Linked DNA regions of Mus musculus: all the other regions are linked to region 4. Evidence: chromatin loops called from intact Hi-C (ENCODE). Cell type or tissue: heart. All regions are shown on one strand.

Region 1 (8,000 bases), 150 kb before region 4:
GCGCCTTCTACAGATTGCCTTGTCTGTCTCTGTGTAGTCTAAGTAGCCTAAGATTCACAGGGCTTCTGCCTCAGCCCCTTCCCCCACCCAAGGAGCTGAGTGACTCGTGCTTGGTTTTTTGTTTGTTTGTTTGTTTGTTTGTTTGTTTTAGCTCTCCAAAAAGGCTTGATCTTAAGTTTATTCATTTTTTTAAATCAATTTTTAAGGGCAGGATGCAGTTACAAACATGTTGCTTCGGAGATTTTTATATAGGAGAGCTGTTCTAGAAAAGGTTTGGTGGTAGGACCCAAGAATTGTCCTAGAGGGTCAGTGCCCACGAACTCTCCTGTTGAACCAATGGCGGGGGCTTCTTGTCCATCAACACCAGGGTGATACTTATCCCTATCAACCGACCCATTGTGAAGTAAGGATGTGGCTCTCCGCCTGCTTCTTGTTTTAGCTTCTCAACAGAGCCACTAGGGCTGCTGGGCACTTTGGTTTGCAGGTGCCTGAGAAGTCACTACAGAGTGCCAGGCCAGGCCGGGGAGAACAGAATTCAACACCCAGAGTGCAGTTCCTACTGAGTGTACACTCCCTTTACACCGCAGAGAAGCTGGGGACCCTCTGCATAATACAAAAGGATTTAGGGCTTGTGTGTGGCCACCATGTGGGGGAGGCTGAGCTTCAAAGGGGGCACAGGGGAAAACCAAAAAAAGAGAGGTCTTGAAGGAGGAGGCAGGTTTGGGGGCGCAATGCTGAGAGGCCAGGGTAAACTCAGCAGCTCACCTCTGTCCTAGGGGGGCTCGCTCACCTTTCCATAGCTTGACCAGTGCTCCAAAGGCCACCGTGTTCGGCCAGCTAGTTAGACAGTTTAACTTAAACAAGCAAACAAACTCCCAAAACAGTGCTTTTATTTATTCATGGCAAAGGTTTATTTCCTTCCTGACCCAATCAGAATTGCTTTCCTGTGGTCATCAGTTGCTTACTCATTGATAATTCATTTGAAGCTCAGGTTAATGCCCCCTCCCCCTTTCTTTGTCCCTGCCTTGCTGAAGATGGGACCTGGTTAGACAATCTGAGCTATAACCAACCCTCCGGTGGAGTCTGTAGACTGAAAGCTGGAAATGTGTGCATGTGTGTACTGGAGATTTTGAATTTCCAACAGCAGCAGCAGCACACTTGATAGGTAACTGATATGACGACGACGACTCCTCCTCCTCCTCCTCCTCCTCCTCCTCCTCCTCCTCCTCCTCCAGAGAAGAAACTGGCCTCAAATTCACTATGTTGTCAAGGGTGACTTCTGATCCTTCTGCCTTCATCTCCCTAGTGTTGGGGTCTGTGGATTGAGACCCCAACAGGCTTCATTCATGCTGGGCAAGTGTCTTACCACCTGAGCTATACCACCAGCCTTTGCATGGTCTCAGGACTTTGGGCTTGTTTGTCATATTTCTTTCGTGGGGCTATAATATGTAATTTGTGAGCATGCTCCCCAGTGCTGGGAGGGGGCAGGGACGGGGGCATTTCTTCCGAGATTCCCTCAGTCCTCCTCAACTTTCCTTTCTTTAGCGATTGCATCTGTGAGGGTTAGCATCCTCACTCAGAGCCCTGCAGCTCTCCAGGTGTGCCTGCTAGCCGTGTGTAGTCTGTGACTAACTGTCCAGCATGTTTGGTCTTCCGAAGTCTTCCAAGTATTTACAGTGTTTGTAAAAGAAAGACCTTTCAGGCTATGATAATAGCTCAGTTGGTAAATAGTACCTACTTTGCAAGCATTCGGACTTGCGTTCTTCCATCCCAGAACCACGTGAGAAAGCTGGTTGAGGGTGCTCACACTAGAACCCCGTGCTGAGACAGCAGTTCCCTGGAGCTCCCTGGCTGGTCAGCAGAGCCCGTGAAAAAGACACAGTCTTTAAAAAACAAAACAAAACAAAACAAAAAACCAAAAATAATAGCAGCAGCAGCAGCAAAAAAACAAGTCCAAGGTTGATGGTCTGAGGTGAACTGAACAGCATTGGAGCCTGACCTCTATGCTGGCATGCACACATGTCTCTCTCACACACACACACACACACACACACACACACACACACCTCCCCAACATGCAGAATGTTTTGTTTGGATGCGGCTGGATCACTTACTAGATCTTTTTCTTTAGCAGGAAAACCTTCCAAAAGTGTTGTAGAAAGGACTGAAGTGTGTTGAAGAACACCCACACCCCGTGGCTAGGACAGGGCCATTGTGACTGCTCAGGACACTCCTGTGACAGAATGAAGGAGCTTTATGTGCATGGGCCTCTGTGCTCTGTGTATCTGTGCTCGTCCTGATGGCTTCCACACTAGAGGTGGTGGGAGCTGGAGGGATTTAGCCCTGGGGAGAGAGGTGGGCTGTGACTGTGGAGTGGAGCTGAACAGGGCTCCTCACCCCTTGGAGAAGGGGTAGGTCTGCGTCCAAAGGCCTCCCTGGCTGTCGTCCCTCCCTCCCTCTCTCTTCCAGGACCTTTGCTGCTGAGCTGAACTGGGAGTGTGTGAGACTTGTCTCTTGTTGGGTATCCTTAGTAAACTCTGAAATCAAAAATGCAATTGTTTTTATTTAACCATTTTCCCAGATGTTCCCTTGGGCTTGATGGATGTAGCCTTTACTAGAAAGTCACACTCCTGAGACGCAGTGTTATGGACACGGTTGCTATAGACAGTGACAGTTGGCAGGTTTGGAAGACAGCCTTTGCATCTTTTCTTTTCTCTTCTTTTTTCTTTTTAAATGTGTTTTCCTCCCACAAGAACTGCTCTTTCATTGGTGCGGTCATCCTCGTGCTACAGGTCTGGTTTAGGAGAGCCTGCTTGATATAAATGCTGTTCTGTTGTGGTGTGAAAGGAGCCAGCAGGCCCATGCATGCTGCAAGGAAAATTAGGATCTGAAGGAACCAGGCAGGCAGGTGACTCCCCTAGAAATCAAGCCACTGGCCTGGGATAAGGTTCAGAAATCTGCAGATGGGAGCAGATAATGTCCTCACCGGGGCTAGCTGGGTCTCAGTGCTGGCCTCCAGCACTTGTAACAGAACAGCCTCTCAAGTGGGGTTTGTGAGAAGGGCAAGAGGACCAGAAAACCCACAGAAGCTGAACTGCAGGCCCGTCCCCTCCCTCCTGCCTCGCCCCTTCCTGCCAGCATTTCCTTTGGCCAAGTTGTAGAGTTTGCTAAAAGCCTGATGTTATGGAAGGTAGGGAAACAAAGAAAGAGGAAGTGACTCGCTGTAATTCTGACAGCAGATCTGTTTTCTCTGAAAATGGAACTGCAGCGATGCATGCAACGTTCTTGGCAGGCGGCACTCCGTAAATAACGCCTCCCAGGAGTTCCCAGCCTCTCCCAGGCCCGCAGGAAGCTTCCCCTGCAGCGAGGGGCAGGCGGCCCCGCACCTCACACCCTCCTCCCGGGGACTCTTATTCTGACGGGGTGCGCGCCCGCCTTGCCTGCCAAGTTTGTGAGGCCCCAGGCTTTCTTGTGGGAGGACGCTGGGCTGTCTTCATGCTCTTTGGCAATGATTAAAGTGAGGTTAGTACCAAAACCCCCTTTCATTTTATTCCCTTATCCTGCCGTTTTCAAAGCAGATGGCAGCGCTGTATTTTCAGCTGTAATTAATTTAAGCTGGGGGAGGCAGAACTGATGGGCGCAGCAGGGATGTTCCCTGGGTCCCTGTCTCCTGGCCACCCGCACCTTGTCCCAAGCTGAGCCATGCAATCACCAAATCTTCCTGCTAGGGCTAGGGGGCGGTCACAGAAGAGCAGTGTGGAGGTAGCTGGCAGGATTAAGGAGCACCCAGGTTCAGGTGAGGCTGTCACGTGAGGGGGGCAGATGCTGGGGGCCCCTGTTCCTTCTCAGCCCAGACGCCAGGCTTGTGCTTCTGCTCTCAAGTTTATTCGTAACAGAAGACAACGAGAAAAGCACTTGGCAGAGTCTAGAGTCTCTGACCTCAGCCGCTTTCCCCTGGACACACCACTCAGGCTCCCTTGTCGCTCATCATCAGCCAGCGACCTCTTGACCTCTCGGGTCTGATAGAAAATGCTTTTGTCCCAACTCTGAGGAACTTGCACCATTGCTCTACCAACTTCTACCCTCATCCACTCTGAGAGCTGCACCCCGGCCAGCTAAGCTGCGATCCTGCCTTGCCCCTGGGAGCCCGGGGAGGGACCTGCGGGTTAGAGTGCCCTTGTTGTAGGAGTGGTGCAGACACACTGAGGACTTGGTCCCGCCACATACTGCTGCCACACAAATGGTAGCTATTACTGTTAACATTTAGCCACCCTCTGAAGACTTGAAGCAATTGTTCCGGGCTCATAGTGAGAAATGGGAACCACAGTTATGTGGCTGTGAGTCTCCCAGAAGCTCACAGCTGATCGCAGCCACTGTCCCAGTCCGCACTGTCTTGTGTCCTGGTGGCAGGGAGGAGGGTGTGCGCTAACTTCTGTGGGGGCATGTTCACAGTGTTTGGTGAGCCTCCCACAATCCAGGAAGGCTGTTTTATGAAGGCTGATCAGTTCTGTGCTTGAGGGCTGGCCCTGAGCTCCAGCCAACCTTTCTTTGGTTTCTCTGTCATAGTAAGACGGGACAGGTGGTGAATGAGAGACCCAACCTGATAGGCTGCTGGTGATCTGTCAGAACTTCTAAGGACTGGGTGTTAGACTGAGATCCACACTGTGACCCAACAGCTCCTCTTCTGGGAATTTACACAGAATGATTGGAAGCAGAGCGTACTAGGTCCTGTTTGAACACCTAGACTCACAGTAGCTCTGTTCACATAGTCAAGACGTGGGAACAGCACAGGAGAATGCCCACTAATGAGTGGGTGGCTAAAAGCATGGGTCTCCGTGTTACAGTGGAATACATTCAGCCTTAAAGAGGCAGAAAATGCTAACACATACTACCACACATGGGTGAAACATGAGGATTCGCGGAGCAAAATAACCCAGAGTCAAAGCACTGCTGGTATGACAGGGCCTCTAGCATGGAGAACGGTTGGCTCATCATGAGGTAACATGGAGTGGCTGCTCCCTGGACTGGCTGGCCTGGGGTCTTAGTGCTTAGTAGGGACAACAGAGAACTCTTGGAGGTGGGCGGTGGTAAATGGTTTGTATAGTGTGTGAATGCACTTAGTGCTACTAGACAATGACCTTAACTATGGTATTGTAGGGGCTGGAGAGGTTTAAGCTCCGGCAGAGGGCCCGAGTTCAGTCCCCAGCACTCACGTGGTAGCTAACAATAACCTGTAGCTCCAGTTTTAGGGGATTCCATACCATCTTTTGCAGGCAAACACTTATTCACAAGAATTAAGGGAAAAAAATTAATGGTATTGTATCCCTTACCGTAACACAGAAATAAGCTGCAGGGCTATTTGGTTCAACCAAAGAGCACTTACAAGTGTCACGGGGAAGCAGTGTCTGGTGCTGAGGGAGGGAAAGCCAGCGGTCCAGTGCCGGATCCCCCCATGCACAGGTAAAGTCGGAGGGCTCCGGGGGCAGTGACTTCAGTTGAATGGGTTCTGAACGGGAACCACTGGAACCTGGCTCTTGGAAGCTCTTGTAGAGTGGACAGGTATGGGTTAATCCTCTGCATGGGTCTAGGGCAAATGTTACATCAGCTTCGAGCAGGAAGTCGGGTCCCATGCTATGGTTTCCCCTCTTCAGAGCTCCAAGGTAGCTCTAAAGATGACCATAACGGCCAGGGCATTGCTCAGATGTGATCAACCACCCAGGAAAGCAAAGTGTGCAGCTCGGGGAGGGAGAATTCTAGATGCTGACGAATGCTTACTGTAAGGGAGGTTGAAGCAAGAGAGTCTCAAATTGAAGGGCAGCTTCAGCTACATAGCAAGATCCTGAAGTGGCAGTCAGGAAGGGCACTTTTGAGACTGAGAGATGAAGTAGGCCTTTAAGTGATGATGGCCTCTGTGTTTATGGGGAGCTTCTAAGCTTGGAGGAGACCAGCCAGGTGGAGGTGGTGCACATCTTTAATCCCAGCACTTGGGAGGGAAAGGCAGGTAGATTTCTGAGTTCGAGGCCAGCTTGGTCTACAGAGTGAGTTCCAGGACAGCCAGGGCTACACAGAGAAACCCTGTCTTGAAAAGCCAGAAAAAAAAAGAAAAGAAAAGAAAGGAAAGTCTTGAGTCGTAACCAGCCTAACCAGTTGCTAGCATACTGGAGTGTTTCCAAGGACCAGGGTAACTCTCAAAAACCATCTTTGCTTAAAGTAATTTAAAGCTTATTGCTAAATTCCATAGATGTATTAAAAGAAAAAGAGTCCTTCTCTTCTCCAGTTTTTAGAGAGGTGGAGTTCGGCAAGGACAAGCCAGGTGCTTGGAGGCAATCACAGCCCTAAACACTGAGGGTCCGTGTGGTCCAGACGGGAGGCCTTGGGACCCTTCCTTTATTGGTAGTATAATATAGGAATCATGCTAAGTGTCAAAAGATCTCTTCTTGGGTGCATATCTAATTGCCAACAGTAGAATCTCAATACCTGAGGTTCATTGAGCTCGCTCTATGGTGTGTTAATGGCTGAGCTTTTGTTGCTGTTATTCTTCGTTGTAGTTTGTAATTTCTAAGGTCAGTCAGGGTTATAGGTGACCTGAGAAGAAAAACCTCCTTTCTAGGTTTTTTTTCCTTTTTAAAGATTTATTTTATAAATGTGTGTACACTACTATTTCTGTCTTCAGACACACCAGAAGATCCCATTACAGATGACTGTGAGCCACCATGTGGTTGCCGGGAATTGAACTCAGGACCTCTGGAAGAACAGTCAGTGCTCTTATCCACTGAGCCATCTCTCCAGCCCTCCTTTCTGGTTTTTATTCAGTATTGAATCAATGTGTGAAAGAGACCCCACAGAGTAATTTGAGACCCGTTACCCCCAGCCACAGACTGCTAGCACTCCTGTGCAGGACGTGGGTGTGCAGCCATGTGGACTACACATGTATGTGGGATGCAGGGTGTCTGCCCCAGAGCAAGTCTCAGGAAGAGCTGAATAAAAAGGAAGGTTCGTATGCCCTCACCTTTCTTTTTAGAGTGTTACTTTTAATTTATATGTGGGTGTTTGGTGTGTATAGTGCCCACAGAGGCCAGAAGAGGGCGTCAGAGTCTCTGGAACTAGAGTTACAGATGGCTGTGAGCTGCCATGTTAGTGCTGGGAATTGAGACCCAGATGTCTTCACCTTCTTATGGGACCCGGGCACAGAGCACTGCAGGCCTGGGCTAATCCTCATGCTGCTCTTGTCCCTACCTATATCACGTGTCCTGATCTCCCGTTCAGAGACTACCACTATGCTGAAGGAGCCAGGCCTTCCCCGTGCTCGGGCCCCCTGGCTGACTCCTCTGCAGTGATGGCCAGTGCCAGGTGCTGCTGTGGGGCGACTGGTTAGTGGAGTGTGCAGTACTGCTGATGGACTGGTGTTTGAACCCTGGTAAGGCTGACAGGGGAAGACTTTTCTGGTAGCTGGGAGGGATAAAGTTCCCGGGTTTTTCCAAAAGGGAGACGTGGCATAGAGACGCGGTCTCTGGCGGCACCTGCCACCCATTTGAAGGCAGGCTTTCTGCTGAAGCGTTTCTGTTCTGAGTGGCTCGTCTAAGGAACGAAGTCACATCCCAGCGGCCATCTGTGCGGCCATCTCTGTGGCTGCTGCACGCGTGTGTGTGCGCCCACCGCAAACCTTGGGTAGGGTGAAGCTTCTGATGTTCCCACCCAAAGCGATGTGCTGCAAACGCGCCGAGGAGAAACTAGAAGTGAGCCTTCCTAAGATTTAGCTCGAAGCTCGGAAAGACCTTGTAGCAGTGGCACAGCAGTGGGGAATGTGGCTGTCTCCAGACCTCTCCTCTCTGTGGATGTGTCATGGTAGATCATCTTCCTAGAGTTCCTCCTGGAACCCTGATGGAGGCGCTACCCTGTCTGCCCAGCCTTATGAGCCCCTTTGGTGCTGAGTACCCCCAAGAATAGGTTTGCTCTTTGAAAGCCAGTTCATTCACACAACTGCCTCTTCAAGACACCGG
Region 2 (8,000 bases), 92 kb before region 4:
ATCTCTCCACCCCTCTCAGGTATTCACGAGCTTGTGACACATTCGTGATTCTTTACTTAAACTGGGCTTGAGCTTAAATGAGCTAGGATTTGGGGCTCTCCATTGTGATAGGACTGTGAGCCACGGGGTTTGACAGAGCCATGCATATGTTTTCCAGCATGTTTATTTATGCTGTATTTCTTTGTTATTTAATATTTTTTTCCCCCAGAGCTGAGGTCTGATCCCAGGGCTCTGTACCTGCTAGGCAAGCGTTCTACCACTGAGCTAAATCCCCAACCCTATGCTGCAGTTTTTTTCTTTTTTCTCTTTTTGGTTTTTTTTGAGACAGGGTTTCTTTGTGTAGTCCTGGCTGTCCTGGAACTCAGAAATCTGCCTGCCAGCTCTGCCTCCCAAGTGCTGGGATTAAAGGCGTGCGCCACTACCGCCCGGCTATGCTGCATTTCTTGTGTGGTTCTGGGGTTCAGCTTGGAATCCTGCACACCACACGCTAGGCAGGTGCTACCACTGAGCTCATGGGCTCTCTGATGACAGGCCCCATGGTATTCTGAGCAGTACCAGTCTAGTGAGGACACAGAGCCTTAGGGACCTAGACAGCCTCAGGGAAGCCCAGGGTAAAAAAGACCCTGAGACAGCCTCAAAGCCAGTCATCCCGAGTAGGGCTACTGCTCTGGCAGGTGGGCTGGACCTGGTTTCCTTTGCAGGGAGAAGAACGGCCTTCATTCTGTCCCTGAGAAACTTGCAGGATCCTTTTCCTCGGTGAGTTCATGGAAACACAATCTCCACTGCCCACCCTTCCAGCAGGTCAGGGAGCTATTCAGAAAGAGGAAGTGACCCAGAGGTGGCTAGAGGGGAGGCTGACAGGACAGAGCGGCTACTCCCTGCACAGCGGTAGAGAGCAGGATGCATCCTGTTTGACTTGGCCTCGCCAGGGCCAAACCCTTTCTTTGTGACTCCTTTTTAAAGAGAGGAGAGCAATGCTGTCATCATCCCAAGAGCTGATCCTTATGATAGAGCTGCTGGGTACTCAGGAACTTGCTCTCCTGCCTAAAGTTCCTGTCTGTGGGGAGGGGATAGGGCCCGTCCCAAGGTGACTTCACTGAGGGCTGTTGCGTGGGAAACACCTGGAAATGAATGTGTGCACTAGCAAAGCTACTTTGTGGGGTGAGGTGGGGTGAGGCCTAGAGGCAAGAGGACTGGCCACCACCCACCGTTAATTAACACAGAGAGAACCTTAGTTGGCAGTGAGGTAAGAGAAAAAAAGCAGATAACATGGAAAGTTAAAGAAAAGCAAATGCGGTGTGCAGGTGGCTAGAGCTTAGCAGAGCATCCCAGAGCCACGTGTGAGCAGAAAGGAAAATTGGCACTCGCACCGTGGGAGCTGCGGCCACCAGCCATGATGACGTCAAGCTGGAGTTTAGAGGGGCGTCAGGAGAAATGGGAAACCGCAGACGGGGCGGGAAGATAAGCAGGCATCCTCCTTGCTGTGTATCTTCTGAAGAGCTCTCTCTTTGTCTCTCTCTTTCTGTCTCTGTCTCTGTCTCTCTCTGTCCCTCCTTGTCTCTGTCTCTCTCTGTCCCTCCCTCCCTCCCCCCCCCCCCCTGAAATTGTCCAGGCAGCAGAACTAACTGTGAAGCTTGGTCTGCCTTGACTCTCTGCTTGTCAGCAAGGACAGATAGTGGCTGGCACTGTTAGTGGCCGGCATTGGGGTTCAGGTGTTGAGACTTCTGAAGAGACTTCCTGCTCAGGGGTCCCCCTCTGCTGGCCTCCTCATTTTGCTTTGACTATTTTCCACCCCCATCCTGCCTGCTCCCCCAGCCTTCTTCCCTTCTACCCACATTTTCTCAATTCATTGTGTCCCTGTCCTCAAAAGGGCCCCTAACTTTGACAAAGGCAGTCAGGACCGGTGTGTTGGGGGCACTCACTGGACATGTTAGGAGGCTGGCACACCTGGAAACAGGACCCAAGTGCCCAGTGCCTGCTGCTCCTCTAGATTTCCCATCTATAGCAGGAGTAGAAATGTGTTAAAAAGACAGTTTTGAGAACTTAACCTTTTTGGCATATCTGCTTCCTAGCAGGGCATAGATTACGCCTTATGCAATAATATGCATATAATGAATCCTATGCAGAATTATTGAATAAAACTCTACCCTGTAACAAAGAGTGTGTATCTTTATGGTAAATGAGGAAATCTGTCTCAGCTCTTTCTTGTGTTCACTTTTCTCCCCATCTCCTCTCTCTAGCCCTCAGAGCTCTGCAAACCTGCAAAGTCCAGGAATAACTGCATATACAGTGTGTTTCCTCAGTACTATCATAGCATCTGTCCTGATGGGGTGTAAAAGACCCTCTGTGTCAAAGAGATAACATCTGTAAATCCTCTGATTTCCTGTTTGTCTCCTATGTCAACCTAATAGTTCCTTGTAGTTATCTCTAGCGCCAGGTAAACAGACTGAATACCTTGACTAGATAAAAGGACTTGAGCGGGGCTGTGCAAGCCAGGGTGGGGGGCTGGGGGAAGGACAGTGAGGGCCTCAAAAGCCTTTTAACTCCATCCGACAAAGGCAGGCAGGGCTGGCCGGTGCTGGGGCTCACCGGACATGCTAGGCTTTAGAAAAGCAAATATCCCTGTTCCCGGTGGGGAGACCCTCGACTGTGAGGCTGGCACAGCTGGAAACAGGACCCAAGTGCCCGGTGCCTGCTGCTCCTCTAGGTTCTGAGATGGCATCCTTATGACCTGGCTCAGGAGCAGAAGGAGAAACTGACACACTGAGTGTGGGGCGGGGAGGGAAAAAGAAAACGTCTGCATTCAGCCCTGTGGTTTTGTCATGCTAGCCACTAACTGGCTTTGGGTTTGTGCTTTGGGGTGTTGCTGCTGCTCTTTATATTTCTCCTGGTGTTAGAATTTGATCCCAGGGCCTTACATGCACCAGGCAAGTATTTTACCTCTGACCTATACCCCAAGTCCAAGTTTTAGTTCCTAAATACCATTACTTAGATGAGGTGTGACTTTGGGCTGGGCACGGAAGGGAAAGATTTTACAAGTACTTTGTACCTGGGTAAGATACAAGTTAGAAGGGTGGAGATTTGGGGGTACAGACTAGAAGGAGGTTTGAGAGAGACTGGATGGAGCCTGTTCCACATCTTGCTGGGGCACTAGTGACACAGATGTACAGGTACAATTCAGTAGCTGTGCAGTTCAGATTCTCATGTTCAAGCACTTACAAGTGTAAAGTCTCCCAAAGGTTCAAGAGAAGGCTTGAACAGTCCCGATAAGCCTGGGCACCAGCTCCTCCCATAAGACTGAAGCCTAGTGGGGTGGATTTCAGTTTCCTAGCATTCAGTAAGGGACCGAAATGCTGTCAGCTTAGGGATTCAAGGTAATTTTACCAACCCAAGTTCTCTGCTCAGCCTCCACCCTCAGTTCCAGCTCTCGGGGAGGCCTAAAGATGGTCTGACTGTCCCTTTGGGCTGGAGGGAGGCACAGCGATATAAGGATGCCAGGCCCCAGATGGTTGCTCTCATACCACTGTAAGAAAAGCTGGCTATGGGGGAAAAGACCTAGGTCTGTGTTTAGTGTCTTTCTTCTTGGGGGCTCTAGACTAAGGGGCAAGAGGTCAGAGGAAGACATTCCAGTCCTCGAGAACCTGGAGGGTGGGGATGAGACAGTGGGGCCTTTAGGCAACAGCAGAGGCATAGAGCAGGCTGTCTGCATAGCTGTCCTGGCAGGCAGGGTACCAGGACCTGCTCCCTTCTCCATTGCCCTAGCATCAACATATCCACCCAGCTCAAAGATAGGCAGAGCCCAGATCACTAAGAATAGGAAGGTTTTTGTGTGTGTGTGTGTGTGTGTGTGTGTGTGTGTGTGATGAGATGCTCAGGAGGAAGGGATCAGCAGCTATCCTACCATGCAGTCTGTTGTGAGAAAAGGCTTAGAGGCAAGGAAGGTGACAGGGACTTACTACCTATGGAGTTCTCAGTGTAGGGTCATGGACTGAGGTCTGATCATTCTGAAAGTAGTGTCCTCATTTCCACAGACAAAGATGCTACAGCTTGCGAGGATGGTGGAACTCATGTTCAGAGGCATAGGCAGACCGCCAGGTCCAGGGGCTCAGCTCTTACTGACCACCAGGCTGGGCTGGTTCTCACAGATGGCATGCTCAGCTCACCAAAGCTCTGGCCAAGTCTGGCACTGTGGAAAGCAGGACTGGACATTCTGCCTTTCCTTGTGCTGCAAATTGCCATCACTTGCAACTTAAGACCATGATAATAGGAGAAATCTAAAGTGAAAACCTGTTACGAAGCCAGGAAACCCCCGAGTTCCAAATCCTGTGCTAGCCATGCAAGCTTCCATTTTCCTAAGAGACATACATAAAACCTAAAATGCACAGCAAATATACAGCAGGAGAGATGGCTTGGTGGTTAAGAGCTCTGACTGCTCTTCCAGAGGACCTGCCCCCATGAGTGTCTATAATGGGTTCCAGGATATCCCATGCCCTCTGGTGGCCTGTTTGAGCACTGCATGCACATGGTGTTTTCACACACACACACACACACACACACACACACACACACACACTCACACACACACACACACACAGAGGCAAAACATACACAAAATAAAACGTAAGTATAGCAATACATGATGAACTCTGACATAAAAAAAGTAGAAGGATTTTTTTTCCACTATGGTAAAATATACCACTGTGTGATGCATACATGACATTTAAGTTATTTTTTAAGTGCACAGTTTTGTGTCATTAAAAAACATTCACAGTGCTGTGCCCGTGTAACACCATCCCCCTCCAGAATTTTCTCTTCCTCAGCTGTCAGTCCCCACCTGCTGAGTACAAGACTTCTGTCTCCAATAGTAGATAGCATAGGGCTTTGTACAGAGAACTCCAAGAACCGGTCAAAAATACTCAGTGAGAAAACCTGATCTTATAATTATACAAGATGACAGCATTGCCAAGAAGAAAAAAGATCAACTCTCATCTACCATAAATAAAACAGATTAAAGGGAGTCCGTTTCCCCCATAACTAACGAGCAGTGGCTGCACTGTGAGAACAGTGTAATTTATGGCTTGTTTGCAGTTTTGGCATCAACTCCAATCATCTGCTATGACCGAGGCCTCTTGCTTTCTTCAGACATGTTAGCAGGTGGTAGCTGGGTCTGATGCCTCAGGGGTGGGGAGAGGAATGGGGGGGAGAGGCCAGTCAGTCAGTGTTCAGCTGCTAGCTGAGCTCTCAAGTGCATAAGGCCCTCCTGTCCTCGACACAATTCTCCACCATGGAAAGCTGTCCTTGGCAGAGCTGTGGACCTGACAGTGACCTTGGGATAGAAATCTACTAAGGTGGCTTGGGTAAGCAAGGCTTTCTCAGGTCCACTACACGCAGTTCTGGTTTGGAGAGAAGACAAAGGACTTCCCAGCATCTTTAGGAGATATGGGGAACCACGAATAAGAAGTCATTTGATCCCATTTGTAGATGCCAACAAGTGCTTACTGACAGAAGCCTGTTTTAGCTGTCTCTGGAGAGGTTCTGCCAGTGCCTGACAAACACAGAGGTGGATCCTCGCAGCCTACCATTGGACTGAGCACAGGGTCTCCAATGAAGGAGCTAGAGAAAGGACTCAAGGAACTGACGGGGTTAACCGCTTCATAGGAGGAACAACAATATGAACTAACCAGTAACCCCAGAGCTACCAGGGACTAAATCACCAACCAAAGAATACACATGGTGGGACTCATGGCTCTAGCTGGATATGTAGCAGAGGATGGCCTATTTGGTCATCAATGGGAGCAGAGGGCCTTGGTCCTGTGAAGGCTTTATGCCCCAGTGTAGGGGAATTCCAGGGCCAGGAAGCAGATGTAGGTGGGTTGGTAAGCAGGGGGACAGGGGAAGGGATAGGGGGTTTTCAGAAGGGAAACTAGGAAAGGGGACATTTGAAATGTAAATAGGCCGGGCAGTGGCATGCCTTTAGTCCCAGCACTTGGGAGGCAGAGGAAAGCTGATTTCTGAGTTCGAGGCCAGCTTGGTCTACAGAGTGAGTTTCAGGACAGCTAGGGCTACACAAAGAAACCCTGTCTCGAAAAACAAAAAACAAAAAAACAAAAAAACAAAAAAAAAAAAAGAAAGAAAGAAAGAGAGAGAGAGAGAAATGTAAATAAAGTAAATATCAAATAATAATAATAACAAAGTCATTCGATGAATTCTAGGGCACACAAAATCCTCAAAATCTTGGGCAAGTGCCTTCCTTCACTTCAGTATTTTGTCATTTGGAAGGATATATAGTCCTGCTGTTGATGGTGACATGAAAGTGATCTATGTGAGAGGAACTGAGCTTTTAAAAATAACAAGGAAAATCAGACACACACACACATACACACACCCCACACACACTCATGCACAAGCACGGGCAAGCAGAATGGTGACAACGGGGTGGATCTCCTGTGGCTTTCACTTGCCAAAACGCCAGTGTTGGTGTCTTCAGCTTTTGAACTGTCTACCAGGGCTGGCTGAAGTTTACCCTCCCTGTTTTGGGGACATGCATCACTTTGGGCTGGGAAAGCAGGCTGAGCTAGCTGGCCCCAGGAAGTGGGGCGCCCTGCTTCAGAAGTGGGGCCTGGTGGCCTGCTGGGCTTCAGATGGAACTTTATGGAATTTGGATTTGAGGCTGGCACTGGGCACTCTGCTGTCATATGGTCTGTGGCCTTTCCAAGGACAACTCTATAAAACAAAAATACTTTATTGCTGTGACCTTTGACATCTACAATTGCACAGACACAGCAATCTCTAACAACATTTAATTCCAACCCAGTTTACCTGAAGAGAATTAGTTCCAAATATGTTCACTTTGCTTTCTGAAAAACTCCAGTCTTTGCTGAGGCGTTGGTGTGTTTGCTGGGTGCCAAACTGTTACTTCACATATGTGAAAAGAAAATTGGCACCAGGTCTACATGAACTAAACTCCTGGCAAGGGCAACGCTGGAGCTTGCCATTGAGAAGATTAGATTCCCAAGAAACTTCTCGGGCCATAGCCAAAATCCACAAATTCAAAAAGAGCCTGTGTGTGTGCAAATATCCACACATGAGGAGATGCTGGCTGCGCCCTGTGTGTTCAGCTTGGAGGTCTATTAGTCACTCGAGTTACCTGGAGCTTAGACAGCTCAGCTGTACACATTAAATACTTAGTGAATAATAAACATGCATTAATAAGAGAAATGGGAAATTGAGAATGACTATTTTTATTCAAGCCTGAGCTTGTATTGCAACTGTCTTCCTTATTAGCCCAGTAAATAGGGCACTTCATATACTCCTTGTAAGCAAGACTGGTTAAATCATGTTTGGAGTGTGTGTGACTTTCAGTTGCTGTTCCGTTCTTTCAAGCCTCTTACTCTTAAAAAGTCTTTTACAGGCGTTTTGCCTTTGTAGCCACAGCTTCAAAGGAGGAAGCAAACCAAGAGTCAGAATGTTGTCATTCAGACTCTTAGAAGTCATCCCAAGTGTTGAGGTGGTTGTAGACAGCACTTCCTAGAACCCCAAATTCCACATGGCGCAGTGCTAGCACAGCTATGACACCAAAGCCAGGGTAGGACACATCTCTAACTCCTCTTGGTTTGTCTCTTTGTGATCCTCTCCCTAGACCATAGAGAGGGACTTGGGGATTGGGGACCAATTCAGATGAGACAAGAGCATCATTTGAAATGCATGTGGGAACTTCTTTGCTTTTAAACTTGGGTTTAACAAGGTGGAATGTTTCTAAGTGAAATGTCAAAATTTGCTTTGGAATACATCTAGAGAATTTTGGGGATTACAGGTTGACATTTTCAGGTTAATTTCTATTTTACTAACAATCACAGACTTTTCTCAGTCACTGGGATACCACTTACAGGAAGAAATCAGTGTTTCTAACTAATGGGCCTGCCAACCCCAGGACTCCATCTTCCATGCCCTACCCACAAGAATAACATGTGGTCCAGTCTGGATCCATCGCATATACTGTT
Region 3 (8,000 bases), 280 kb before region 4:
AAAACCAGCCTGGGCTACATAGTGAGTTCAGGGCCAACCAAGGTTAATTAGCAAGGCGAGGCTCTGTCTCTAAAAACAACTGAAAGATCACAACCTTAAAACTTGAGAGACCCACTTCTCTCTTAAGTAGCAAAGGACAGTAGGGAAGGCATAATTAGGAAACTGAAATGACCCTGTCTCTCAAACAAATTCATTCTCCCTTTGTCTCTCAGTAAAATATTTGTTGATTAGAAATGCAGTTTGCAGTAAGGAATTTGGCGGTGGCTCCACCCTCCCTCTCCGGAACCTGCACCAAGTTTCTTGAGAATCCCAGGCACCAGCTCCCCTAGGCCAGGCCAGGCCTTTGGCGGGTTGCTGCCACCCTGAGATGATGGGAGACTTGGGCCCTGTATCTTAGAATAAAAATTCTCATTTCCTTTTACTATGGGCACCTCGAGATAAAAAACAAAGATCTCTTCACATTTTCTGCATCTTAGAACTGTGAACTAGAAGGCATGGGCAGCTTTAAATTCCTAAGATGACCTTCGAGGGTCACCTCCCACCCCCCTTGTTTAAAGGTGGCCAAGTTGTACAGCAGCCTCGGCCTCTGCGGGTGCTCACACAGCTGGGCCTGTGCACAGCTGGCCTCCCAACAGGGCCGGCAATCCCCCGCTGGTTCTGGAAATGACTAGCTGGAAATGATATTTAGTATCGGAGTTTTAAGACCTCTAAGATGACCAGCCTGTGTCCAGCTTCTGTTATCCTTTTTGCTTTTGTGTTTTGCAGCGATCTCATCAATCGTCAGACCTTCCAGCATCAGGCAGAGCACTAAAGGCCTTTTTACTGCTGGTAAGACCTTTGGGAACAGGCACCTGGGGTAGCAAAGGACAGTAGGGAAGACATAATGCTGGACAGAATGGCCTCAGTGCTGCCGGTTGAAATACAGAGCTTTGCATTTGCATCTCCCTTGTACTGGTGCAGTTCTAACCCATACACCCCGTCATTGTAGTTCTCTTAGATAGTCATGACTGCAGTGTGACCTGAACTCCTGGGTCACCACCCGAGGTGCTGGCAGGAGGCTTGGGCTCTCCTCTCAGTTCCTAAATAACTCCTTCCTGTGTGGGGTTTTGCTCTCATGTTTCTGTATTGAAGTCACCCCTCGCAAAGCACTGCAAAAACAGGGGAGTGCCCTGCTCCGTTCACGGACACCTGCTGCCTTCTCTTGGTGAGATGTTTCTGTTTCCCCTGCTGTCTCCTGAATCGTGGGGTTAGGTTACCGTTCTTCTGTTCCTCACTTTAGTTGCCAGCTCCCCGTGGGCAATCGAAGGCCATGTTTGAGCCACAGTTATGCTCGCCCCTCGGCCACTGGGTGCCAGGCCCGCCCGCCCATGGCCTCCCTCCTGCCTGAGTTCTCCTTTCCTACGTGCAGCTTGGGCCGAGTCGTTATTGAAAGTTGAACCCTGAGTCGAGGCAGATGATGTGTGTTTCCTCCCCTGCCCTGCGGGTCCGTGGCTATGCCCTGCACTCTCTTGGTGCACAGCTTACAGATTCAAAGTCATCCTTGTCTTCATAGCAGAGCGCTGTCTGAGAGAGGTGGAGGGGAGGGAGGAGAAAGAAGGGGGAGGGGAGAGAAGACAGATTCTTGAAATAATTACTTCAATTATTCTCACTTTCAGGACTACTGTTGAAGTTCAAAGCTATTCTGATCCTTAGTCCATGTGTGTGTTCGGGAGCTCCTTGACTCTTCCTTCTCCCTGGGGCTCTGGAGTCCCATCATTGGCATGCTGTGCTGGGCCCTTTGATCTCTTTCAGGGGAACTCAGAGTATCCCTTCTTTTCCCACTGTGAAGTCCTTTATCCAGATGTGGGTGCTCCTAGGCCAGGGGTTGCTGTCCTTGTGTCTCCCATGTGACCTCTGCTCTCTGGGAGGTTTGGCAGCCTCTGTGAGTCTGGGGTACTGGGTGTCACACAGGCTATGCAGGCGCTTTCTCACCCTAGTTACTTTCCCAGCCTCCGTTCCTCTGTTCTTTATGTCCAGCAAATTCATCAAGTATAGCCTTAGATATTGCCAGATTACCCACCAAAGTAGCTGTGTTGATGAGTAAGGTGTGGGAAGCCTTCTCTCTCCTCACTCTCTGCAGCTCTTGGTGTCATCACATAAAATGCTTGCTGTAGCTCTTTGCTCCTAGCATTGAGCATCTGGCTGCCCTGTGCTGGTTGCTCAGGCGTTGGCCATCCCGCCGCCTGAGCTGGTAAGGAAGACTGACACGTACATGGTCAGGAGATGGCGCAGGGGTAGCTCCCAAACAGAGTGACTTCTCACCCTACGCCTGTTCCTTGGGTGTGAGACTGCCCTGGAGCTGGTGTGGCCACACTCGAGGCTCACAGCCCAGTGCATGTCCCTCGGAGCATCTGTTCCCTGGATGCAGTGATGCCCCCGAGTCTGGAAGGCTCTGGCCAGGTTTCAGCAGCACTAAACACTTACGTCAGCTGCAGAAAAGGTCTCCCACAACTCTGCACGTAACTTGGTGTCTCTGACTAAGGTAGTCATGTGTTCTGAGCTCCTGCTGGTGGACTCGGGCGAAGCTGACATGGGTGACATGGTTTGCTAGAGCGAATCAGGCTGGTGACTTGTGCTGTGCCTGTGGCTGGTTGAGATGGGTTTCTGGGCTACAAGGGATGTTTGATGCTTTCAGTTGCAATAATGGTGTTGTTTGGCGTTTTTAATCTTGTTCTTTCAGAGGGACATGCTAAAATATTTATGGATGAAATAATATGATCCCTGGGATTTGCTTTACAATAGACAACAGAAGATAGTGGATTCTGGGTGTTTCTGAGCTGACATGGTGAGACTCAGTAAAGTAGGGCTGTATCAGTATGCTGTTGTCCTAACAGCATTTTTATATTTTTATGTAAGTTGGCATCATATATCCCTGGCCCAGCCGCAAACTTGCTACGTAGATAAGAATGGTCTGGAACTCTCAGCCCTCTGGCCCCCACCTTCCATGTGCTGGGATGACAGGCATGGACCACCACACCTGGTTTTAGCACTGATCAGATCCATGGCTCCTCACTTGGAAGGCAAGTGCTCTGACTGAGCCACCACCAGCCCTCATTGGTTGTTTGCGACACTATCCTGCTATGCAGTACAGGGCGGTCCTCCTACCTTAGCCTCTGAGTGCTGGGATCTGTCTGTTAGTACAGTTTGTGCATGAGTATGTTTTAGCATTTTTGTGACTTGGGGTGGGTGGGAGATTTTAGAAAATCCAAACTGTTTTTCTTCATTGGCCCGTTTTGCTCAATGAAAAGCTTTACTGCTCCATACACTGTGGGCTTAACTAAACTGTTTGTCACTTAAAACCTTGGGACCCTTTGGGTCCAAACAACCGAGAAACTGAAGGACTCCATTCCATGATGTGCCTGATTTTAATAAAAGTTATCTTTAGTTATGGTAATGTCTTACCAAAGAAGAACAGCCTCTGTGTGTAAAAAATGAATAACAATACAGTCATGAGCCGCACCAAAGTAGACCTAAAATTGCTTTTCCTATTTGAATAGTGACAATTATTAGCCAGGAGTGAAAACAAACAAACAAAAATCATTGTGAATCCCTGCACCACCTCCTGATAACCTCCACCCTGAGATAGGCCCTGGGCATCTCCCCACTGAGTTCTGCCATTCGCCAGCAGAGGGCAGTGTTAGCAGAACCTGCCACCCAGGTTCCCTCCGGGCCAGGACTGCCCTGCATCCCCTGAGCAGTGACTTGCTTCACTTCTCAGGGCCCCACATTGTACAGGGGGAGAAAGGGCACAGGCAGCGGCAACAGTAGGCAACGATGACCCTGCTGCAGTTCTGTGGGTCTTCTGGCCTTGTGCCTGGCCTCTCTGTGTATGTGGTAGCCTGTGAGATCTGTAACCCGCCCTGCAGATTTTCTTGGGAAACATGTTCGGTGCGCTGTGTTTGTGAGCAGCATGGCCCTCTGTCTTAATAGCTTTCCCTTGCAGTTTGTCAGATACGCTCATGGTCTAGCTTGAAGTCTTAGAAATACTCTGTTCCTTTTCTCTGGAAGTTTCTTCGTTAGGAGCTGGTCTCCATCTCGCATACCCTGTTGCTAGCAGAGCAGCAAGATTCTCCTCAAGTTTCCTAGTTCATCAGGAACTAGCGTCAGCACGGAGCCCCTGAAGAAAGTAGTTTGCCACTGAGGGTAGCCAGTCTCTGCCAACAAAAGACCAGCAGAGCCAACTGTCTTTGTCTAAGCAGCAGCCCTTTACAGAGTCTCTGTGCCTGGCTCGAGCCTGCTGCAGCAGTTTGAGTGAGCGGGTGTGAGGACAGGTAGGTAGGAAATTGGAGTCAGTGATCAGCCTGAGAGATAGGCCAGAGCCGCACAAAGGTCGGCCCCAAAGCTGCATTCAGCATTCAAAGACTGCTGAGCCTCCCTGAGGCCAGAGGGAGGCTACTGAGGATGCAGGAAGAGGGAGGGGACTGTTACCAGAGAGACCAGCAGATAGGGATAGAGCCAGCTAGCCATCTGAAGGAGCCTTGCGCAAGCCCAGGCCAGGGCAGCAAGGGAAGAGAGTGCATGGGGCACAGGAGAAGAAGGAGGCAGGAGGCAGATGCAAACCCCAGAGACTGGGGTGCCACCCTCTGAGGTGCGGGAAGCCGATTAGTCTAATTCTCCCTCCTGTCTTTATGGTCAATCAGAGTTAAATCTCCCAACTTCAAAAGACTCCGCTGAATTAACAGGACACGTTTAGTCTTATCCCTAAGAGATATCCCAGCATGCCTCGCTGCTCCTCATCCCATTCCTGAAACACAGTGGAGCCAATCGTTATTTTCATCTTACATCATCTTTCTGATGATGTGTTTATCACTTAAGGTTGAACACCCTCCCTCCTCCTCCTCCTTCTCTTTCTCTCTCTCTCTCTCTCTCTCTCTCTCTCTCTTTCTCCTTCCCTCCCTCCCTCCCTCCCTCCCTCCCTCCCTCCCTCCCCCCTTTCCTGCTTCCCTCCTCTATTCTGATTGGGTATCTGTAGCTGAGGCTGCTGTGACCTCAGTTGTCTGGCTTTGCTCTCTGGGTTCTAGGGTTGTAGGTGTCCACTGCCACACCCAGCCATGTCTAACCTGTCAAATTAAGCTGTAGCTCTGCCTCGGATGAGCCTTTCCCTGTACACAGGTCAGTTGGAGGCTCACTGCAAGTGTTCAGAGGCTCACTGACTTTGTCTTCATAGGTGTGGATATAGAATTGTGTCAGGCCCCACCTTAGAGTGTGTGCTGGAGAAGTTGGCCCACTGATGGCCCCTTCTTCTTGATGCTTTTTCTTCCTGAATTGCTTTAGACGGTTTCTCTTCCTCCTTTCTCTTGCCTTCCCCCTTCCATCCTCAGAGCTCAGGCTGTTCCTGGACCCCACTCCTGTTTGATGTGGTAATGTGAACAGCTCCTGCCCTGGCGTGCCACTCTGGCTCCTCCACAGAGCCTCCACAGGGGGCTTTCCCACCTGCCCCCGGTGCTTCACAGACTTTGCTGTCCTTTGAAGAACACTGTTTCAATTTTATGAAATTGTTGGCTGAAATATTTTAAGCCTTTGGTGAAATTAATTGTTCTTACCTTGAGCAAACCTCAGCTCTTGAGAAAACCTGGTGGGATCGAGCACGTTCAGAGTGGTGTGGCTATGGACGGAGCCCATGGAAATCTAACCTCAGGGCCCCTCTGCATGGAAGTGCACATAAGCAGTCATTTCCTAGTGTTCTTTGTGGCACAGTCCCCTACTGCAGGCTTTCTGACCGCTGAAGGAGGAATTGTGTTCGGTCAAGGGAGGCATCTAGTGCTCTAAGCAGCTGAAGATGGCACCCAGGGCCACTCAGCCATGGTCAGTATTTACCTGACAATCTCAGAGGAGCTTGTCACTAAGCTATGGCAAGAGGAGTTGGTCGGTCTCCAGCCGTGACTCAGCAGCCTGGGCTTGCTGTGCTGAGTCCTGCATGTGTGACTGCCTGGCTTCTGCTCGGCCTTCTGGTTGGTTCTGCTGAAATTCGAAACAGCACCTTATGTAATGATCTTCCAGCCTTAGTGCTCAGGTGGGTGAGTCTGACCAGAGTCATTGCTTCAGGGAGAAAATTAAGAGGGGTGGAGGCAGTGAAAACTTGGAGTTTCTCAACGAGATCATGTCAAGCTGAGAACACGAATCCAGACACATCTGCTAATGGTTTTGGGAACCCTGCCTTTCTCCCTGTCACTGCCTGCAGTAGCCACAGATTCCAAGCAGGTGAGGCAGCTTCCAGTTAACAGGGCCAGGTAGTTTAAAAGATCACTACCCAGTTAATCCTCCCATCTTGTCAACATGGTCACCAAGCCACAGCCAGGAGCATACACTTCCAACCCAGAGCACAAAGAGAAGAAGGCTTCAGCTCCTCAGGCCACACCCTAAAGCACCAGCTGAGAATACTAGCACCCAGTTTATCCCTTGGTACGCGTTTCCCATAAGCCTCAGAGAGCCTCTTCTCTGGGATTTTGTAGTTGGGATAAAGTCAGAGGCCTATAAGAACCAATCTTCACTCTGCCACTTCAGAAGACTCAGCTAAGCATCTCCTGTGTGCTGCTGGGTACCAGGTACTGCATGAGGTGAAAGGAACGCTGGGTGAATAGAACAAGGGCCCTGTCCTGGGGAGCTGTCAGTCTAGGCAGAGACAGGAGAATCAGCTACAAGTGCAGAACAGAGGGGTAAATGCTATTCAAGAGGCGAGCACCAGGCAAGAGAGCAGCCTGGCATGTGTCGTTGGAACTGCATCTGCTCTAGGCAGACAGGTGGCGTGCGTGGGACACAGAGCAGCAGTGACTGGGATGCTCCTGCTGTCGAGAGGGAGCACCAGAAGGCTCCTCCCTTCTAAAAGACCTGGGAAGCCCAGTGGCTGCCAGAACCCCTTTCAACCCCAGGAATCCTGGTCAGACACAGAATGGTGCTGCACAGCAGGGGCCCAGCTCAGAGTCTCTGCGGCCTCTAATGGCCTTCGGCTCCCAGGTCCTCTCAAAACGCCCCAGTCAGCCCACTGTAGCCCGAACCCAAAGACAAGCCTCTGGGACGGTAGCTGCGTGTCCACCGAACAGGACTCACTCCTCATCCACGCTTCTTTTTTCTTGCAGGTATGAAGAAGTCTGTGATTTATAGTTCACGGAAACTGAACAAAATGTGGAAAGGGTGGATGAGAAAAGCGTCCTGACTTGACTGATGTTGTGTTACGTGTAGATTATGAATAAATGGCTCCATGCTTTTTTAAGAGTTGCTTGTCACTCTGACTGGCTGCTTGAAATCGAGGAGACCAAGGTTTGAGTCATGCTTGGTAAGGTTTGGTTTGTTTCTGGGTCTTTATTAGACAGAGTCTCACTTTACAGCCTGGCTGGCCTCAAATTCACAGAGATCCTCCTGCCTCTGCCTCCTGAATCTGGGATTAAAAGGTGTGTGCCACGATGCTTGGCTATGGTTGATTTTTTTTTTTTTTTAATTCACTGTCAGACACTAACTCAGGTGCTACCCAAGCACATGAGAGGACTTTGGACCCCAAGAAAAGGCTTCTAGGTACAGAGCTGTGAGTGCATTTTGTGATCCATGCTGAACAAAAGGTTCTGACTTTGAGGACACACTGAGTTGGACATGACAGGTGCTGCTACTGTGCGTTTGAACTTGTAGCCTGTAAAGTCTACAGGGTACATAAGCTGGGCTCTCTTCTAGTGCCCCAGTCCCCATTCACTTGGTGGGATTTTGGTTTTGGTTTTTGTCTTTTCAGTTTGTTTTTTTTTTTTTTTTGGTTTGGTTTGGTTTTGGCCTGTTTTGTATGAAGTTGTGTAGCAGACTGACTTTTGGGTGCAGAGCCCTAGACGACCCCTTGCAGCTTCTGCCCAGCCAGTACTGAGACGTGTGTACGTACCGAGAACCCAGCAGTACAGGACACACTGATCCACCCTGCTTTCCTCTCTGCCCTTTGTTGTGTTGGCTCCTCTAAGGCTGGCTCCAGTCACTGCCATCATCTT
Region 4 (8,000 bases):
GCTAGGACATGCTGAGAGGGACAATGATGCCACCTTCCCAGACATGAGTGCGGAGACCCATGTCTTCTTCAACTCTGGCAACATGATGGGGCTATACCACCAGCATCAACGTTTAATAAAGAGAAGACTCACTACCCTGAGTGTCCTGCTCCCCCGGCCCCTTCCTATATTTGAAGCTAAACCAAGCAGGAGTAGAGTGAGCCTCTCTTTGGGGTGGGAGTGAAGGGGGATGGATACTGGAAACCAACAAAGGAAAACATCACCTCATGGGAACAAGAGACAGAGGCTTGGTCCTCAGTGGGACGGGCTTCTAAACACCACTACCACCTCCACAATGGCTGGAGAAGACAGAAGGCAGGAGGCACAAAAGAGCTGGAGCTGAGGAGAGTCCTAAAATTCAAAGTTCTGGACTTGACATTTTGGCGCACTCATGAACTCGGAGAAACTATGGCTACCTGCAGGAGTCCTAGGTAAGACAAATCCAGTCAAAATTCCAGCCCAGATGGTTGAGGTATGACCCAGGCCCCCATCTCTTCCTGGAAAGCTACTGGCAGCTGATAGCTTCTGGGGGAGGGAGAATTATTCTCTCTTGAATGTGTGGCCTTGATAGAGGATTTCCCAAGTCCTTCCCCACATCCATGTACATGCAGAAAGTGTAGTGGGACTAAGTAGGTTAAGGGTGGGGGCATGTGGTAGGGAAAGGCTGTGTTGGAGGATGGTTTAAGGGGAGTTGAAGAGAAGAAACAGAAAGATATGCTAATGTGTCATTGTATACATGTATGAAATTCCTAAGACTGAGGAAAAATTTTTAAAAAAATGACTTCATGAATATCAAAGGAAAAATTTGTAGAACTTGCTTTTAGCTCCAAAGAATTTTGATTCAAACAGCAGCAACTCAGACATGACTCAGTATAAAAAACATCCTGCTGAGTAAGCGTTAAGCAAGCTCTCATAGAGCGAGCGATTCCGCTTAATTGGAATTGTCATTTCGAAGAATCAACGCTCGGAGAACAGATGATGCAGATGGCAGGGAGGGGGGCCAAGAAAGTAAATGAGGGGCTTCTCCTGGAAAGAGGTGCAGCCTTCTCGGCACAAAGGAAACCCAATATCCAGACCACATGAAAAGTGATCGCTGTGGGACAGTGCAGCTGTGAAAATCCACATCAGGTTGTATTAACTCGCCTGGCAAGTTTGTGTAACGCAGGACTCTGAATGGCCACTGACAGGAAATAACTCTGGTAACAAAGACACCATACCTGTGTTTAATCTCATGCTTCCAAGGAGGGAGGACAAAAATACAAAAAGCTATTCTTTCTTAAAGAAAAAAGAGGGGCAGCCTGAGGTACCCTTGGGCTTCTTTATAGACAGACAGCATCTTATGGGCTGATTTAATTAGAAACAGAGCAGGAAAGCAAATGCTCACATTTCTCTGAGAACCCAATTATCTTCATTTCATTGATGAGCTAGACCTACATAAAGCCACAGAGACACTTCTGGCATGGGCACCAAAGGATTTCAGTTTGAAAATAATCCAGCCAAGTTATTTGGAGAGCAATTAGTTCAGCCGTACAATGAAAAGACAGACAGACAGACAGACAGACAGACAGACAGACAGACATTTCCACTAAGGAGCACACAGCCCTGAGACCCTGTCCCTGCAAACAGATGTGCACATTACCACCCTCAGGGTCCTGCCAAAGAGGATACAGGATACCTTGAGAAACAGCAAGAAGAATGGGCTCAGAGGTCATCTACCCACAAATTATAAGGTTTCAATCTCAACCAGGCACTTGAGATGCCCAACAATAAAGCAGGCTTAGTTTACTCTCAGAGCAGAAAGGAAAACAAACCACTCTCCACTCGGGAGTGCCTAGATTTAACCAAATCCATTACTGTGGCTTATCTATCCCAGATTCCACTGTTAGGTAAACAGGTCAGGACAGAAGCCACTCTAAGTAGACTTTTCCTAGAATTCAATTCCCTCAGCTCTGCCCATTGCAGGAGGCATAGCAGGGAAACCTCAGACCTCTGAGAAACGCCATCTTGGGATGAGTGACCCCCATAAGCTACTCTGCATAGCACCCCAAGTAGGAGCTGGAGATGGGGAGGTTGAAGGCTTAAAGTGGTGGCTCTCAACCAGAGGGTTGTGACCTCTTTCGGAGAGGAACGACCCTTTCACAGGGGTTGTGTATCAGATATTTACATCATGATTCATAGCAGTAGAAAAATTATAGTTATGAAGTAGTGACAAAAATAATTTTATGGTTGCGGTCACCATAACATGAGGAACTGTCCTAAAGAGTCGCAGCATTAGGAAGGTTGAGAAGCACTGGCTTAAAGGGACATCCAAAGGGAATCAGCTGTCACGTACAGTACACATGCGAGAATAACTCAGAGCCTATTAAAAACTGAGATGCCATGTCGTTTTGAGATACATCAGCCGGTTCCCATTACAGTGGACAACAGCCCTGCTCTATTTTTAGAGCTGCTGGAAAGATCAAAGAGGAAGGGGCCTTGTTCCGGCCTCCCAATCCAGGCCCCTCATCTCTGCTTGCTGTTCCTTTGCATTAGGAACATCTCCAAAACACAGCTGGGCCTGCCTGAAACCCCCACCTTCTGGGGAAAGCATAAGAAGCTGCACTGCTGAGTAGATGCGAGGAAGGAACCCCTCAGGCGGGGACCGAGACACTCAGGAGAGCTTTATGACCAAACTGAAAGTACTGTACAGCAAGAGCTGACCCAGCAGCTAGCTCAGGCTCTCTGCACACTAGGACCTGAGATTTCCCAAGCTGGCTTCTGTGGATGAATGCAGATCAACAGCAGCAGGACCAAGCCTACCGGGCTCCCTTCCTCTACTCACGCACGCATGCACGCACCACCCCACTGGCCCGAGTGGGTTAGGATGAGGTTAAATTGCTCAGAGGTAAAATGACTTACTTTGGGTGAACAGGCTGTACATTTATCAAATGCCAGGCTGACAGGAAGAACATTATCGAACCGTGACAGAAAACCCCGGATCTAAAACCAAACAGAACAATTACTCATTAGGTCAGGGATAAACACAGCTATAATGATGCATGTCTGTGGGTGACAAGGAGGAAGAAATGGTTATTATGGGTCCTGACACAGGCGATTCTGTGAATGTAAGTTCCTCCCCATACGGTGATAGGTTTGAGAGAACTATTCTGACTCTTTATTCCCACGATGTACATGATCTTTAAATGTTTGAGACCTAAAAGCACATTTACTTTAAAACATAAAAAGCAAGGTGGAAGACCTCAAGCACTGTCTCGGGGTTGGGGTGGGTTTTAGTCGGTAGGATCCCTGGCTAGCATACACCAGGCTCTGCTCCATCACCAACACGGCATACGCCCGGGCATGGTGGTGAGGATCAGGAGTCCAAAGCCATCCTTGGCTACATAGCAAGCCTAAGGGCAGTCTGGGCTACAGGAGACCTTGTATGAAGAACAAAACAAACAGAAAGTACTGTTTTAAGAAATGCCTGAGAGCTAAGGTGTAGTCCAATGGCAGGTTGCTTGTCTGGCATGTAGGAGGCCGGGGTTCCACCCCAGCATTACAAAACAGAACAAAACTCAGACTTCTAGGTTGCTCTGACTCGCTTCTCTTATGGAAATACAGAGGCCGGGTAAGTGTGCATTTCCACAACTCTGTGGTGGCTTCTCAAGGGCAGACAACTTGGGAATAACAAAAGGCAAAGGTAGGCACACTGACTAGCTGCTGAATGCAGACCCCGCGGAAATAAAAACACGCAGTCACAGCATTGATGGGGAAACAGCACCACCTTGAGCAGAAACATCTGATTGCAACCAATAAATCCACTTTTAGAGCAGCTCGTGGGTTCCACCCACCACGGCTGAGTGGTGATGGAGCGCTGCTCCCCCTTGTATGTACCAGGAACATAGCATTTATAAAACTTGTAATAGTAAAGCCTTGATCATTTCCACAGAAGCCAGCATCCGCAGTAAGCAAGATAACATGAATCTTGAAAGTTCATTTATTTGATGCCAGAACTCCCAGTTTTAAGGTCATGAAACGTATGATCAGGTGAAGCAGCCTGGCATGGGTGGGCAGGAGGAAATAAAATCTGGTTTCTAGTGGGGCCTGTCTCAGGTTCATACTGCTGTCGTGGTCACCATGACTAACGGTGGCATCGCAGTTTCCTATTACTGTGAGAAACACCATAACCAAAAGAATTTGGGGGAGGAAAGGTTCATTTCAGTTTACATTTCCACATCACAGTTGATCACCAAAAGAAGTCAGGGCAGGAACTGGAGGCAGGAACTGAAGCAGAGATCACGGAGGAATAATAAAGAATATGCCTTGTTCATCGTGGCTTGCTTACTTATAGAACCTCAAGCCACCTGCCACACCCTCCACCCACATCAATCACCCATTAGGAGGCAGAGACAGGTGGATTTCTGAGTTCGAGGCCAGCCTGGTCTACAAAGTGAGTTCCAGGACAGCCAGAGCTATACAGAGAAACCCTGTCTCAAAAACAAACAAACAAAAACAACAACAACAAAAAACATCAAAAAACAAAAAACAAAAACAAAAAAAAGAAAGAAAAGAAAATACCCTACAGGCTTGCCCACAGGCTAATCTCATGGAGACTTTGTCCTCAACAATCATTCCTTCTCACATTTGTCTAGGCTGGTATCAATCAGCAGGTGGACCTCCATAGCCAGATGGCACCTGGCTCCCCGGCACCCTCTTTTTAGGTAACAGCATTCTCTTTTATGTCTTCATAATTTTCCTCTGCTTTCCTCTTTTAGAGCCAGAGATCAGACCCAGTGTCTTAGACTTGCCGAGCACAGCCTCTCCCATTAACTTCAATCACCTCATTTAAACAGTGCCCCTCCCCACCCCCGCAGGGTCCATGATTAAGCACAGGCATGCAGAGGCCAGAGATCAGGTGTCCATCATTCTCCACCCTATCACTTTACAACAGCAGGAAGGCTGGCCAGCAAGCTCTTGGGACCTGCTTGTCTCTGTCACGATGGGCCTACAGGTACACAGTTTCTCCAGGGCCCCATCATGTCAGGTAAATAGAAAAAGGGACACAACCCTCTCAACTCTCTTTACTCAGAGCCATTTTGAATGAACAGCTAAGTTCAGATGAACACAAAGCCTGATGCTGTTCACAGAGGTCTCCATTTGCTGGGTTGCAACCCACAGCCTGATGGGAAGTGTATTCTCACTTCCAGCACACCCAATCTCGAGAAAGCCTACAGGCCATTTCTAGAGCCCCTTCAATCCCAGAGCAAAAACATACTGTCTCAGTGAGGGTGACTACTGCTGTGATGACCAAAGCAAGCTGGGGAGGAAAGGGCTCACATCACCACAGTTCCACAACACAGTCCATCATCCAAAGCAGTGAGGGCAGCAACCTGGAGGCAGAAGCTAACGCCAAGGATGGGTGCTGCTTACTGGCTTGCTCCTCATGGCCTGCAGAGCCTGGGTTGGGTCCCTGGAATCCATGTGTTAGAAGGAGAGAACTGACTCCTACATGGTAAATACATATGATCAAAAGATAAGATGCATGCATGCTCTGTTCACAGTGTGCCTCACACACACCTAAGCTACTTTCATACTGAGGTCTTTTAAAGCAATTGGAGCTAACACATTCCCACTAAATGCTGTTGAAAGCGGCCCGCACAGCTGTCTCTATTCCGTGGTGGCACATGGAGCTTCTGTTGTCATTTCTGTTCTGTAGGAACGGCGGCTGCTAAACTTAGGAACAGAGGTTGGGACCAGAACTAGAGGGAAGGGAGAGAGTAAAACTAGTTAAGAAGCTGAAAAAGAGAGGAGAGGAGAGGGGGGGAGGGGAGGGGAGGGGAGGGGAGGGGAGCGGAGGGGAGGGGAGGGAGAGAGAGAGAGAGAGAGAGAGAGAGAGACAGACAGAGAGACAGAGAGAGAGACAGAGAGAGAAACAAAGGCCAACAGCAACACAGGTGTACCCCAGGAGTCAAGCCATCTCAAACCAGTCCCATGGCTAATCTTTATTCATGGCATGAAGAGTCTAAAATCCTTCTTTTGCAAGTGCAAATTCAGTCATGCCACAGATGTTTGTTTATTTTTGACAAAAGGACTCACTCTGTAGCTCAGGCTTGCCTTATACTACAGTCACCCTTCTCCCAATACTGGGATAAGAAGGGTGAGCCCTCATACCCAGCTACCTGCTGGAAAACACCTTCTCCAGCACATGTCATCAGTTGGCCACGTATGTGAGAGCTCGAAGTTAAGAACAAGCTCTGCAGTATTCCCATACAGCAGGGCTATAGACCATGAAAAACTGAGAGTCTACAAATGATGTCTTACGTGTATGGTCAACTCCTATCCCTCAGCCTGACAGGAATGCATAAAATGAATGGAGCAGAGGCTGCTGCCAACAGTTCAGCACTATCCTTAGCTATCCTTCACAGAGGCCAGGCATCATCTCACAGTCCAAGAAAGTAAACATCTACCCCAGATTAGAATCCTTCCCACATTTTCTAGGAAAGAACACCACTATTCCACCTTATGGGCCAAATATTTAAATTAAAAAGGTCTGTAAAGTGTCAAAGATTCTGTTCTAGGCCCTTTTATGTGTTTCAAGACTTATTTTATTTAAAGTGTGTGGTATGTGTGCTCATGTGTGCAGTGCCCACTGAGAGAGGTGCTAGGATCCTGGGGGCTGACAGTTGTGAGATTTCGGACTTGGATACTGGGAACTAAATGTGGGTCCTCTGCAACAGTAATGTGTGCTCTTAACCACTAGGCTATCTTTACAGTCCCCACTCTCCCCTTTCAGAGGTGAAAGCACTAAGGAGAGGCACTGTGAAAGCTGCCCATACAAAAATCTGATGTGTAGCTGCTGCGGGCTGAGGTTGGACTATAGAGGACATCAGCACAAAGGAACAGCTGGGGGGACAGAAACACCAAGTCTCCTCTGTGGAGGTGAGTAGCAGTGCAGGTTTTTGCCAACACTTATTAAAGTCGACTTATTTCAACTGTAAATTATGCCTCAGAAATGCTAATTTAGAAACAGTTTATATATTTGGTAGTTTCAACAAGATCAGAATGAAAAGTTCCTGCACGTCCTATACCCGCAAATAATCATCAGCTTAAGTGTCCAGTTTAGCTGAAAACTAACAGTTTTCCTTTAATCATTTCTGGTTCTTGATGCTAATCCCAGGGCCTTGTGATTGCTACATTCTAGCACAGAGCTATGTGCCCTCCTGCCCAGAAGAAAAGATACGCCTGAAATATGTTTCCTTGCTGCTACTGCATTTGGAGGGCCCTGGACGAGAGCTACCTAAGCTTCCTTGGCTCCTGCCCTGTAAGTCACTGTCAGAGCCTATACAGGCAAAGCAGGCAGGGTGAGATCTCTGTTGCAAAGCACAAGTCCTGGGCTATCCCTGAGCTTGGCCATCAGTGCTCTGAAGACAAGAGATGCTGCCCTGGGTGTGAGGTGAGAGGCAGCAGCAGGATGCACAGGCCATGAGCTCAGGGCTGTTAACAGGGGGGCTGGGGGGTGGGGGTGGGGTTGACAGTCCTGTGACTGTCTTGCATTGTGGCCAGACTTCATCAGGTATACAAGGCCCTCCAGAAAATGCACCTAGCAACAGAGGTTAGTTCACCAAATGGGTCTGGTTCCATGCCACCTGAGGAATGTGACCATCTCTGGAAGGAATGCCACCACAAAGTCTTTCTTTCTAGGGTGGTGCATCTCCAATGACCATGGTTCTGGAGGTTTCCAGTGGTGGCCCTGAGCTGTGCTGGTAAAGGTATAGTCTGGAAGGGCTCAGAGGTGACTGATGGCAGGGCAGGGATGGGAATCCCTGGATTGGGTTGTAATTTTAGCTAAAATGCCTCCAGTTTTACGAGGGTTCTTCATACGTCTAGTCTGCTCTCCATGCAGGGGCCAAGGCTTCCCGTTGTCATGCCCGGTAGGGATGCAGACATCCACATGCACGTGTCAGGTCGTCTGCACGCACTGG

What was found. A loop is a pair of places that touch in the nucleus more often than their neighbours do. Peaks named below come from ENCODE experiments on the same cell type or tissue, not always from the same donor. Only the 100,000 strongest peaks of a DNase experiment are listed, where the experiment ranks them.
Region 1: a loop joins it to region 4, with 2.7 times the contacts of the local background. A loop is called at or near these places in 8 of 42 quality-filtered maps.
Region 2: it touches region 4 in a loop (2.5-fold over the local background); 8 of 42 quality-filtered maps call a loop at or near these places.
Region 3: it touches region 4 in a loop (6-fold over the local background); 19 of 42 quality-filtered maps call a loop at or near these places.

The regions. Positions count from the first base shown.
Region 1 is chr6:114,870,561-114,878,560 of GRCm38, reverse strand. All of the region lies in intron 2 of Vgll4 (vestigial like family member 4), which reads left to right. Among named protein-coding and RNA genes, the nearest start is that of Vgll4, 47 kb to the left of the region's middle. In heart, CTCF peaks have their summits at 3,063 and 4,398; DNase peaks (open chromatin) are centred at 2,399, 3,370 and 5,470; H3K4me3 peaks cover 2,105 bases; H3K27ac peaks cover 5,131 bases.
Region 2 is chr6:114,811,553-114,819,552 of GRCm38, reverse strand. All of the region lies in intron 18 of Atg7 (autophagy related 7), which reads right to left. Among named protein-coding and RNA genes, the nearest start is that of Gm52917, 81 kb to the right of the region's middle. In heart, a CTCF peak has its summit at 4,459 (motif pointing left); DNase peaks (open chromatin) are centred at 892, 1,392, 6,551 and 7,072; H3K27ac peaks cover 2,586 bases; H3K27me3 peaks cover 351 bases.
Region 3 is chr6:115,003,635-115,011,634 of GRCm38, reverse strand. Tamm41 (TAM41 mitochondrial translocator assembly and maintenance homolog) reads left to right here. Exons shown (of 8, transcript NM_026894.1): 7 at 766-828; 8 at 7,116-7,254. The coding sequence ends at 7,192. Among named protein-coding and RNA genes, the nearest start is that of Tamm41, 30 kb to the left of the region's middle. In heart, CTCF peaks have their summits at 3,656 (motif pointing right) and 4,409; DNase peaks (open chromatin) are centred at 3,674 and 4,474; H3K27ac peaks cover 894 bases.
Region 4 is chr6:114,719,912-114,727,911 of GRCm38, reverse strand. Atg7 (autophagy related 7) reads right to left here. Exons shown (of 19, transcript NM_028835.5): 17 at 2,938-3,018. Among named protein-coding and RNA genes, the nearest start is that of Gm52917, 11 kb to the left of the region's middle. In heart, a CTCF peak has its summit at 3,800; no DNase peak of the experiment used is centred here; H3K4me3 peaks cover 482 bases; H3K27ac peaks cover 2,772 bases.